2 separate regions of the Mus musculus genome follow, and region 2 is linked to region 1. The links are chromatin contacts, found by POLR2A ChIA-PET in ENCODE. All regions are on one chromosome and are shown on one strand. The core of a region is the stretch at or near the end of the contact, and the rest is flanking DNA. Distances in the headings are between cores, read along the strand shown. Region 1 holds the start of Pdgfa (platelet derived growth factor, alpha). Region 2 overlaps Prkar1b (protein kinase, cAMP dependent regulatory, type I beta).

Region 1 (5,087 bases), core at 1,791-4,290:
GCATTAATGGTGGGGGGTGGGGGAGGCGTGGCTGCAGGGAACAGCATAAGAATGGTCCCCGCTGCAAGTGAATGGCCCATTTCCCCCAACATACAGACAGCAGGAGGCCCAGCCCTAGGCTAAGCAGGGCAGGAAAGCAGTCCGCCTTTGGGGACCAGCAAAAACTCTGGGAGTATTTCCCCAAGTGACCCAAGCCAAGTCCCCCACCCAGGCCTACTCAAAAAGGGATCAGATCAAACCCCCTGACCCAGCTCTTGATATCCAAGTGAAACCCTAGGCCTGCCATTCCTGATAAGGATCAGGCCAAGGATTTCCTGGGTCAAGAAACTACTGAAACGGGGCCGCCTGGTTAAAAAATGCTTTTGGCATGCAACAAAAACAGTTCAGGCCTCTCCACCACCATAATTAGGTACAAATTTCCAAATGGCTAGACCATGTGATTTTACTTAATTCTCTCACCACTCGGCCCTCTCTGAAAAGTTTTCAAGGAGGGGGAAAATCGTCACTTGGAATTCTTCACTTTAGCCCTTTAGTTCCTCCTGACAAACTCACTGGGGCCTTTTTATTTCTTTTTAAGCTGGTAAATTTTATCCCAGTGTGTCAAAAACAAAAACAAAAAAACAGGCTAAGTGTTCATTTTGAAAAGGTTATCACAAAAGACAGGAGGAGACCACGTCCTCCCCGCACAGAGGCTGCCTCTCCCATCCCCATCGCGCCCATTTATTTTAGCCCTTGTCATCCGAGTCTAATACAACCCTACATTTACAAATTGTTTTCTACAGTGGCTTGGCTCTGGCCCGAGGCGGGAAGCCCCCAAAATAGCCCCAAGCGTCCGTGTACTAGGCGCGCCTTTTTACAGGATGGTGTGGAGAAAAAAACATCGGCCTCCTGCGCCCACCTATGGGACCCAGCCCCAGGCGATCAAGGCACCAGGGAGTGGAGTTTACAAAAGGCCCGGACCGACCAGCTCCTCAAGCACTCTGGGGGCCCTGGCCAGGAGAAGACTAGCCACAGCCACGCTCCCTCCGGGCCGGCTCCCGCGCTCCCGGGCCAGAAGCAGCTGTTGACCCGCATACCTGGCAGTTTTCGGCACACTCTAAAACTGAACTTTCAGTGACACACCCGCTGCGTTTCACTTAAAACAACCCCTGGGTGAGCGAAGCAACCCTCCGCTGCCGCTGGGAGAGAAAGTGGCAACTACAAGAGAAACGCCTGACTCATACGCCTGGGCGTTTATGGCCGGCGAGTGGAGTCTGACCTTTCGGTGCGCTCCTGCGCAGCGCCCGGCCCGGCGGAGCGCGCAGGGTACGGTTCCTCGCGCAGCCGGCCCGCCCCGCCGCCCGCGCCCTCCTCTCAGCCAGGGCAGGGCAGGGGCGCGATTTACCTACGGAGTCTATCTCCAAGAGTCGCTGGAGGTCCCGGATGCTGTGGATCTGACTTCGAGCCAGCCGCTCGATCAACTCCCGGGGTATCTCGGCTTCCTGCAAGCAGACCACACCGTCAGGACGCGCCCAAGGGTTCCAGCCCAGCCCCAGGGGCCACACAGCCCGGCCGGACCCTCGTTAGGCCCTAGAGCCAGAGGATCGGCTGGGGCTAGATGGGACCCCCTAAATCCTCCACACTGTTCCTATCTGTCTGACCTTGATAAAAATACCCCAACAATGCCTTGACATGTTCAGACAAAAATCACCCGCGCTCTGGCCTCCCCAGGGTGTCTGGGGGCAGCCAGGGGCCCGAAGAGTTTCTGGTTTAATAGCTAAATCCACATGTAGAAACAGAGAGGGTCGAAATGCGTCACGCATCCACGACTGGAGTCACAGCAGCCTCAACACTTTAATCTAGCCGAAGGGTTCAATTTCACTCCGGGAATCCTGAGCTGAGCCCGCAGGGGAGAGGGTCTTCCCTCTCCCCCCACCCCACCCCCTACAAGCACGCGCGCCGGGTCGCCCCACCCGGCTCAGGCCCAGTCACGGCCCTAGCGCCGACTAGGACGCCCAAATCCATCGGGGCTTAGAGAGGCTGCAGGGAACGCAAGGGGTTAAATATCCACCTCGCGCCTCTCCGGTCCCTGCCCAGACCACCCCCACCGTTCAGCCTCCCCCACTCTCCGTCCCGGTTTTTAAAAGGGAGTCAGGGTCGCTGGAGGACTCAACCACGAAGTTCCCACGACAGGGGCTGTGGAAAGTCATTCATCACGGCAAAGCTCCCGGGGAATGGGGGTGGGGGGGAGGGTGGCGGTGGGAGGGCGCGGGCGCCTGGCCCGGCCCCAGCTGCCTCGTTCAGCCACCTGTAAGCAGGCCTGGGCGGGCGGAGACTGCTCCAGCCCTGCGTCGGACTGGGTTTGGGGACCGAGAACTGGGGACTGCGGCTGGGCGCTGCCCACCCTTCCCAGTCCCAGGCTACGGCCGCACCCTCCTCTACCTGCTTACTGCCCGCCCTAGTCCCCTCCCAGAGCACGGTCAGTTTACACACACCCCCTTTCCCGCTTCCCGCACCCCGTTACTGCATTGTCCGCTGCGTTTGGGCTGCCCCTTCTGGAAAGGCACCCACAGCCCCCCGAAGTTTCTACCCACGGGTTCACCTCGCGGCTCCCCCGTCCCCCTCCAAGGCGGAGCGACGCAACGCGCTGGAAACTCACCAGACACACTTGGGCATGGCAGAAAATAGAACCCAGTTGGGATTAAAAAAAAAATTACACCACCCTGACAAAACCAAAATGCTCTTTGCAGAGCTTGAAACAGGTAGCCGAGAGGGGCGTGCGCCGAGGGAGCCGAGAGGGGACAGAGGCGCGGGGGTGGCACCCACCTCGGCCAGGGCATGGGCGAGGTATCCGCAGCCGAGGAGCAGCAGGCAAGCCCAGGTCCTCATCGCGTCCCGAGGCGCTGGAAGCTCGGCAGGGAGGCGAGGCCGCGGGGCGGGCGCTCCAGCCGGGCTCCTGTGGCGGCGAAATTCAGTACCATCCCTCAGGGAGCGCGGCCCGGAGGAGGGTGGCGCGGAGAGCAGGGAGCCTGCGGAGCGCGCTCGGCGCGAGCAGCGAGTGCAAAGCCAGCGAGGAGGAGGAGGAGGAACAGAGTCGCTCCGGGAGCCTCCTGGGCCGCCGGGTAGGGGGTGGGGACGGAAGGGGCGGAGGGCGGGGGCTGGGCTTCTTCCTTGGTGCGTTCCCCGTGCTGGCCGCCGCCGCGCTCGCTCCCCGTCGCTGGCTTTAGGAGCGACCCGGCCGGTAAATCCGCATATTTGCTGCCGTCAGCCCCGGGAGGGGACCGCGGAGCGTGGCTGCAGCTCCCGCCGCACCACCGATCACCTGTCTGGACTCTCGGCCCGGTACCAGCTACCGCCTCGCCTCTCCCTGAGGGCTCCGGGCAGTCCGGAGAGCCTGTCCCCGGGCCTTCCTCTCGCCGCTGCCGCCCCGGGCCGGGCACGGCGCGGCCCAGCACGGCGCGGCCCGGCGGCCTGCGTGCGCCCCTCCGCGGCGCGCCCTCGGCTACGGCGCGGCGCTCCGCCCTCCGCCCGCCGGGGCCGGGCAGCTCCCGCGGCCGCGCCGCCTGGCAGCAGCCTACCCGCCCGGGGCCTCGCTACGCCGCCCGCGCGGGCCGGAGGGCGGGCGGAGGGCCGAGCTGGCGCCGCTGCCGCCGCAGCAGCAGCCGCGGGAAGACCAGAGGAGGAGGTGGAGAAGAAGGCGCAGGCAGGCCGGGCTCCAGGAGTTGAGCGGGCTCCGCAGGACGCGCGTGTGGAGCCGGCCGGCGACAGGGAGGGGGTTATAGCGCCGCCACCGCGCCCCTCCCCCTCCCCCGCCCCCCGCCTCCCCCGGATTCCGGGCCCGGGACCCGCACCTCGGAAGCGCTCAGGGGTCTCGCGGGCCAGATCGGGCCCGGCCGCCACCGCCACTGCAGTGGCCACACACGCGCTCACGCAGGCAGCTACATCCATCCAAGCTCGGCGCCCGCGGCTCGGAGCCCACAGGCGCCCGGGCTCCCGGAGCGCCCCTCCCTCGAGCTTGCCCACCCTTCAGTGCCAGCTGCAATCCTGCGGCACCGGGCGGGGAGGGGAGGAGGCCGCTGCAGAAGCACGGCCGTCTCTGGCTCGCCTCTCTCTCGGGCCCCAGCGGCAGTAAAGGGCAGCGCCCAGAGCTGCTGCGCCAAAAAGGGCATGAGAGTCGGCTTGGCCCCCGCCCGGCGCTCGGGCCGCTTCCCACTGTAAGGATCCAGTGCTCCAGCCTTCCCCTCTCCATAAAAGGAGGGGGAGTGAGTCTTTGCGGAGAGGCGGGGCGGGTTTAGGGGCGCGTCTAGGGCACTCACCTGACGGCTGCCACGCGCCCGCGCCCCAGAGCCAAAGCCTGGGACACCTGATTGAGGAACTTGCACTCTTGTGTGGAGGTGGAAGCGAGGCTAGGGTCGGGGAGGAGGCTGCCTCCTGCCTCATCGCCACCTTGACACCCTGCACCCTCCAGATCCTTAGCCCCTGGCCGAAGGCCTAGCCGAACCCTGAATGGGGAGCTGGAGGGATAGAAGGAAAGATAGAAAAGAAGCGGCTGGTGAGGAACTCCTGGGTTCTACCTTGGGATCCAAGGCAGCGCAGAGCGCCACCTCCGGCCAAGGCACAGTACAGACGGGTGGCGGGGAAGGCACATGCGGACAGAAGTCTGATCAGGGCTGGACGGTTCTCCCATTGAGAGAGATGGATTCCTGGTGGGATGTGACCCGACGGCAAGGCCAGTCCTGTCAGCTCCTTAACTCGGGTTAGAGGATTGTGGACCTTTCAAATCCCAAAGTTAGCCTCCTAGGGCTCTGGAGACTATGGAGGGCTCCAAGGGTAGGGATGCAACTGGATACAGCCTGTCCAGTTCACTCCCTTTCATGTGAATTAACCCGTGCACCCAGCCCGGGTCCAATCCCCCACCAATCTTCTTTGTCCCCAGACAAAGGCGCAGCCGGGCAGGAGCCTTTCATCCCCAGCTTCCCGGGTTCCTGCATTTCAAAGGCTGAGCTGGAAGGGCCCAACACGGGCGGCTCACCTAGCTCCAAATACCTGGTGGGCGTGGGGGGAGGGGGTAGCTGAAGATCTTTGGAGCCCAAATCTACAGACTTCCT
Region 2 (5,087 bases), core at 787-3,286, 39 kb after region 1:
AAACACTGCGTTTGCAGTCTCAAACCCCCATGACATTGCGACTCCTCTGAAGTGGGGGGTCAAAGAGGCTCCACCCACATGGCCCTAAGGCTAGGAGAAGAAGGTTGCATCTGTACTAAGGATGGATGTTCCCCCAGCCCAGGCTGGGTTAGGGCAGAGCAACTAGCTGATAGCCACACCCAGCATGTCCCCCAAGACAGGGACAGATGTAAAACCTTTAGGTTTCATATGGGTGTTCAGAGGCCCCTTGGGAGCCTAAGGCAATGGATAACCCCTGCTGACTCATGAGAGGAGTTTGGGTCATTCAGGCAGCATGCACTGCTGCCACGTGCAGCATACATATAATGTGCATGGCAACACATCAACAACCCAACAACAATCTTACAGCAACATGCACTTCCAACCTCATGTGCTCCCCGTGCCGGATGCACCCAGCAATATTTACATGCAACATTAGAGTGAGGGACCAGTCCGCATCTTTCTCAAGAGTCCTTTACTCAGCCTCTTTACTACGCGGTCCAGTATCAGGAGCTCCAACACAACTGATACCTAATGCTTGGACCGTCCGTCTATAAGACATCTTTCCTATCTCAGAAACATCTACTTGAACGTCAGCACGGCAATCCCAATCCCCTTCTTCCACATCTGCTGGTGCCTTTGTCTCATGACCATAGCCCATCTGTCATCTGGAGACAACCTTTTGCCTTCCTGAGTGTCTTGCTTCCGCCATGATCCTTTGTTCAACTCATTCTGTTATAGACGACCCTGTGTGATTATTTTTCTTTTTTTTGGCAAGTATCACACACTCTAATGGCCATCTCAAATCCTGAATAAAACTACCTGAAAGACCCTGGCTAGCAGACCTTCAACAACTGCCTGAGAATTCTCTGTACTCCCCTCTCCCCCAGCCAGTTCCAGCACAGACTAGGAACTAAGACCCTCACTCCCCAGATCTAGTTCCTGCCTGCACGTCTGAGACATCCTGTGTTCCAGGCATTCAGTGTTCTTTCCAAAACCCTGCCCCACCTCCGTTGTGTCTCTCTACAATGTCTGGCTCCCTTAGAACCTCTTCCAGAAGAAGGGTTGCCTGGCGTTTGCCACACCTAAAGCCAAGGGAGTTAACTCTAGAGAAATATCTGAAGCATGGTTCCACACAGCTCCTGCAGGCCCCTAAACCTTCTCCAGGAACAATTCCCAAAGAGAGGAACATAGGAACCAACTGAATGACATTAAAGACAGCTCAAGGAGCCATGAGAATAGAGGTGACACTGAGTAAGGACAGTGAGTTTGAGGCATAAACACACCCCGGGGAGCCTCGGTGCCTGGCACAGTTGAGCCAGCACTGGTCCAGACTAACCTTGGGTTAGTCTACACTGCATTCAGGTACCCCCAGGGACATGCAGTGATTATCTGGCCTTCCTTCTTCCTGCAAAGGTAATCTCTACACCCCAGCAGGGAGGCAGGCACTCTGATGTTAGGTCTGTGTTCCCAGGCCTGGGGCTAGCTGAGAAATGTGTTGTTTTGCAGTCGCTTCAACACTGTGGACATTCATAAAATTAATTTGCTAAGCGGGGAGATAAATCCAATGCCGTGTTCCCATGGCAACACTTCCCATGCTGCCCAATTTCAGTCTTAAGATTTTATGGGAAGCCATCCTTCCTGGTCCAGCTGCTTCCCTGGCCACACAATCAGGGCCCAGGAATTGGGCAGTGGGCGGGGTGGGGGTGGGGGCAGCTTGAATTGAGGAATGCGGGTCTGGAATCCGAGCTGCTGAGAAATCACTTTTCCCACCCAGCTCCTGTCCAGCTCCTCTTGGGTTTTCCTGGAGAGCTGTGGGAGACCTTGGATCCAGATGAGGTCATCCTTGCCTGCAGGTCCTGGCAGGCCCAGCCCAGGCCCAGGGTACCCCCTACTAGGAGGCCAGCCAAAGCTGTGTCCTGCCAAACACAGGGCCCAGACCCAGCAGAGGCTTTGTCCTATCTCAAGGGCTCCTGGCCCAGGGTAGCTCACCCCAGGGGAACAGAGGCAGGAAGGTGACACAGTAGGGAGTGAGCTCAGACAGTAGCAGGGACCCTGCACCACCCGGATTTGTGACTTCCACCTTTGTGTCCTAGGCGCCTGGCTCCCACCGGTGGGTGTGTCTGCAGGAGGCACGCCCAGCTCCTGCCCTGCCTGCTGAGTGTTTTCTAGAAGCTCTGAGGATCAGGTGTCTGAGAAGTTGGCAGCTTCCCATCCTGCTCAGGGGTAGCCACTGTGAATACAGCAAAGAGAAACAAGCTACTTGGCCTCGGAGGGTGCAGCCCTGCAGATGCCTCTACGAAGCACATAAGCTGGCTCCAACTCCTTAATCGGCCTGTTCTCCTTGTGGTAGCGAGGCTCCCAGGAGCCAATGGTATTAATCCCCTTCTGGATGTCCCCATAAGTGGTGTGGAAATCAGGTCCAGAAACAATCACATCTTGTTGGCGTAGCAGGAGCCAGGCACACACAGGCAGCCAGTATGACATCCTATAGCTCTCAGAGCATTGGGGCTCAGGGACATGGGGAGGGGGGCAGGGAACAGGGGACAGAGATGTGGGCTTCATAGCTAGGCTTCCCAGGACTGCCAGTGTCCTCCTCGAGCAGGGCAGGGTGTGCCTGTTAGTCTAGCTCTCAAGGACACAGTTTACAAAACAAGTTCAGAAAATCCACACTAGGACGGTGTGATAACTACCACAAGAGATGTGGCTGTGAGACAGGGCAGGGGCAGGGGCAGGGGCAGGGGCAGGGGCAGGGGCAGGGCAGGGGCAGCCCAGGTGTGAGAGAAACAGGAGACTTCACGCCTCAAGAAGAGGAGCTCAGACATAGCCGCAGGGAGCTGGGCTTGACCCTCCATGCACATCTGCCTTAGATGTGGCCGGAGCCTCCCCCAAGCCGTGTGAATAAGCTGCACAGTCCCCAGCAATGCATTCTGGTCCCCGTGGACTTGGGGTCTGTGGGTTAACTTTCCAGATTCAGTTCATCACAGAGGAAGAAGGGTATTTAAAAAAAAAAAAAAGCCACGTTGCCAAGGAGACCACTTCAAACACACTTTATAAGGTTGTGAAAAGTATACCTTCCCCTGGGGTTGGGTTACATCCCAGAGGCCCAGACAATATAACTGTTCATGTGAATGAGGCCCAACCTCTCCCTCATCTCCAGTCAATGAAGGCTCAAGCTGACTGATGCCAAGGCCACCCTGGGAAGCAGACGCCTTCTTAGAAACCTTTCTGCATGGTGGGGGCTTATGAAGAAGGTGGTTCCAGGCCAGCCCCACTGCTTGAGATTCCCCCAAGGTAACTGGCAGTCAACACACTGTCCCCAAACAGCAGAACCTTCTGGAAGATCAGGGGCACCCTGAGGTCAAACCTCACACCTGTCACCAGAGAGACATGAAGAGAGGGGAGGGACACGTGAAACACACAAAGCAGGGCGGGGTGTGCCTGTTAGTCTAGCTCTCAGGGGGCTGAGACAAGCAGACCACTTCTAATTCAAGGTCAAATTCATCTACAGAGTAAGGCTGCCTTGAAAAAGCCAAAGAGAAGATGGGGGAAATGCCTTACCTGACAAAGTGCTTACTGTGCAAACCTGAGGACCTGAGTTTGATCCCCAGCATTGACATAAAAAGTTAAGTGTCATAGCATATCCTTGTAAGCCCAGGATTGGGGGAGTAGAGACAAGAGGGTCGCTGGGGCTGCCTGACTCCATTGGAGTTCTTCTCTCTCCCTTTCTTTCCCTCACGGAGACAAGGCCACTCCACAATGCCCAGGTTGGCCTAGGACCCCCGATCTTCCTGCTTCAGTCTCCCAAACAGTGGGATTATAGGTGTGTACCATCATGCCCAGTGTACCTTCACTTCTCAACCTGAAGATGGGCTCCTACAGACTCCGAGACGAGCATCACACAGAGCCCATAGCCATGACCAATCACAGAGCGATGCAGAGCAGAGGACTTTCAGAACTATAGGAGGGGAAGAGGCAGGAAACAACACTGGAGGGGAAGGTGACAGGCACTCTGGAAACTCTACAGTTCCCACTGGGATGTCAGCCATCATCCCAGTCCTTGGAGCCGGAGAACTAACCTTCTTCTGCCAGATGACTCGTCACATAGATGTCCCTGACATGATTGTACCTTTCTTTCTAAAATGGTCAGGGATGGCCTCTTGGGTTAGAGGTCTGTGTGGAGCCAATCCCACCAGCACACACACACACACACACACACACACACACACACACACACACACACACAGAGGAGTCTAGCCTTGGCCTGCACACAGATCTAAGTCTTGGACATTGAGGTGCTGGGATGGAGGAAATGGGTTCATTCTAGTTTTGACCAGAACAACCATTTGCTTTACCCGTGCTTCCAATCGTCTCTCCTCTTTACATTTATTATTACATTCATGCATTTGTGTGTGTGTATGTTAATGGGTACGTGGGTGTATGTGTGTATTTGTGTGTGTGTGTGTATGTGTGTATGTTTGTTTATGTATGTGTGCGTATGAGTATATATGTGTGCTTGTGAGTGTATGTGCATGTTTGTGTCTCTGTGTGTATTTGTATATGTGTATGCTTATGAGTGTATATGTATGTTTGTGTTTGTGCGTATGTATATGCTTATGTATATGCATATGTTTGTGTGTCTGGATGTGTGTGCTTCTGAGTATATGTGTATGTTTATATCTGTGTGTGCATCTGTGTGTATGTATATGTTTCTGTGTGTGTTTGTCTCTGTGTGTGTATATGTGTGTGTCTGTGTGTGTATGTTTCTGTGTATATGTGTGTATGTGCATATGCGTGTGTTTGTGTTTATGTGCATATATGTTATGCAATGCCATCATCACACCTGTTATCATTTTTAAGGAGACACAAATGATCTCAACAACAAACAGCCCAGTAGCAGGGTGCGAGGCTATCATGCCAACTTCCCCACTTAGATACGTGGGGGATGATGTGGAGGATGTGAGATGAAGTGGGGGTGCTAGGTAAGGTGAGCAGAGACTAAGCCAAAGCCGCACCGGCTTCCACTAAGGTTGCCAAGCGTGGACTCACGGCATCAGCGGCCCACACAG

Evidence for each region. ChIA-PET counts read pairs that join two places held with the same protein, here RNA polymerase II (POLR2A).
Region 2: POLR2A ChIA-PET joins it to region 1 with 39 read pairs in embryonic stem cell. The contact joins the enhancer-like site here to the promoter of Pdgfa in region 1. POLR2A ChIA-PET finds 5 or more read pairs at or near these places in 4 of 5 experiments (Patski and embryonic stem cell).

Annotation. Positions count from the first base shown.
Region 1 is chr5:138,991,904-138,996,990 of GRCm38, forward strand. It overlaps Pdgfa (platelet derived growth factor, alpha), which reads right to left and starts at 3,041. Exons shown (of 6, transcript NM_008808.4): 1 at 2,806-3,041; 2 at 1,385-1,481. The coding sequence starts at 2,868.
Region 2 is chr5:139,031,940-139,037,026 of GRCm38, forward strand. The region is part of intron 9 of Prkar1b (protein kinase, cAMP dependent regulatory, type I beta); the gene reads right to left. Among named protein-coding and RNA genes, the nearest start is that of Pdgfa, 40 kb to the left of the region's middle. Within about 2 kb of position 2,037, at least 1 of the 3 ENCODE cell types and tissues checked has a DNase peak (open chromatin) inside an H3K27ac peak, as active enhancers do.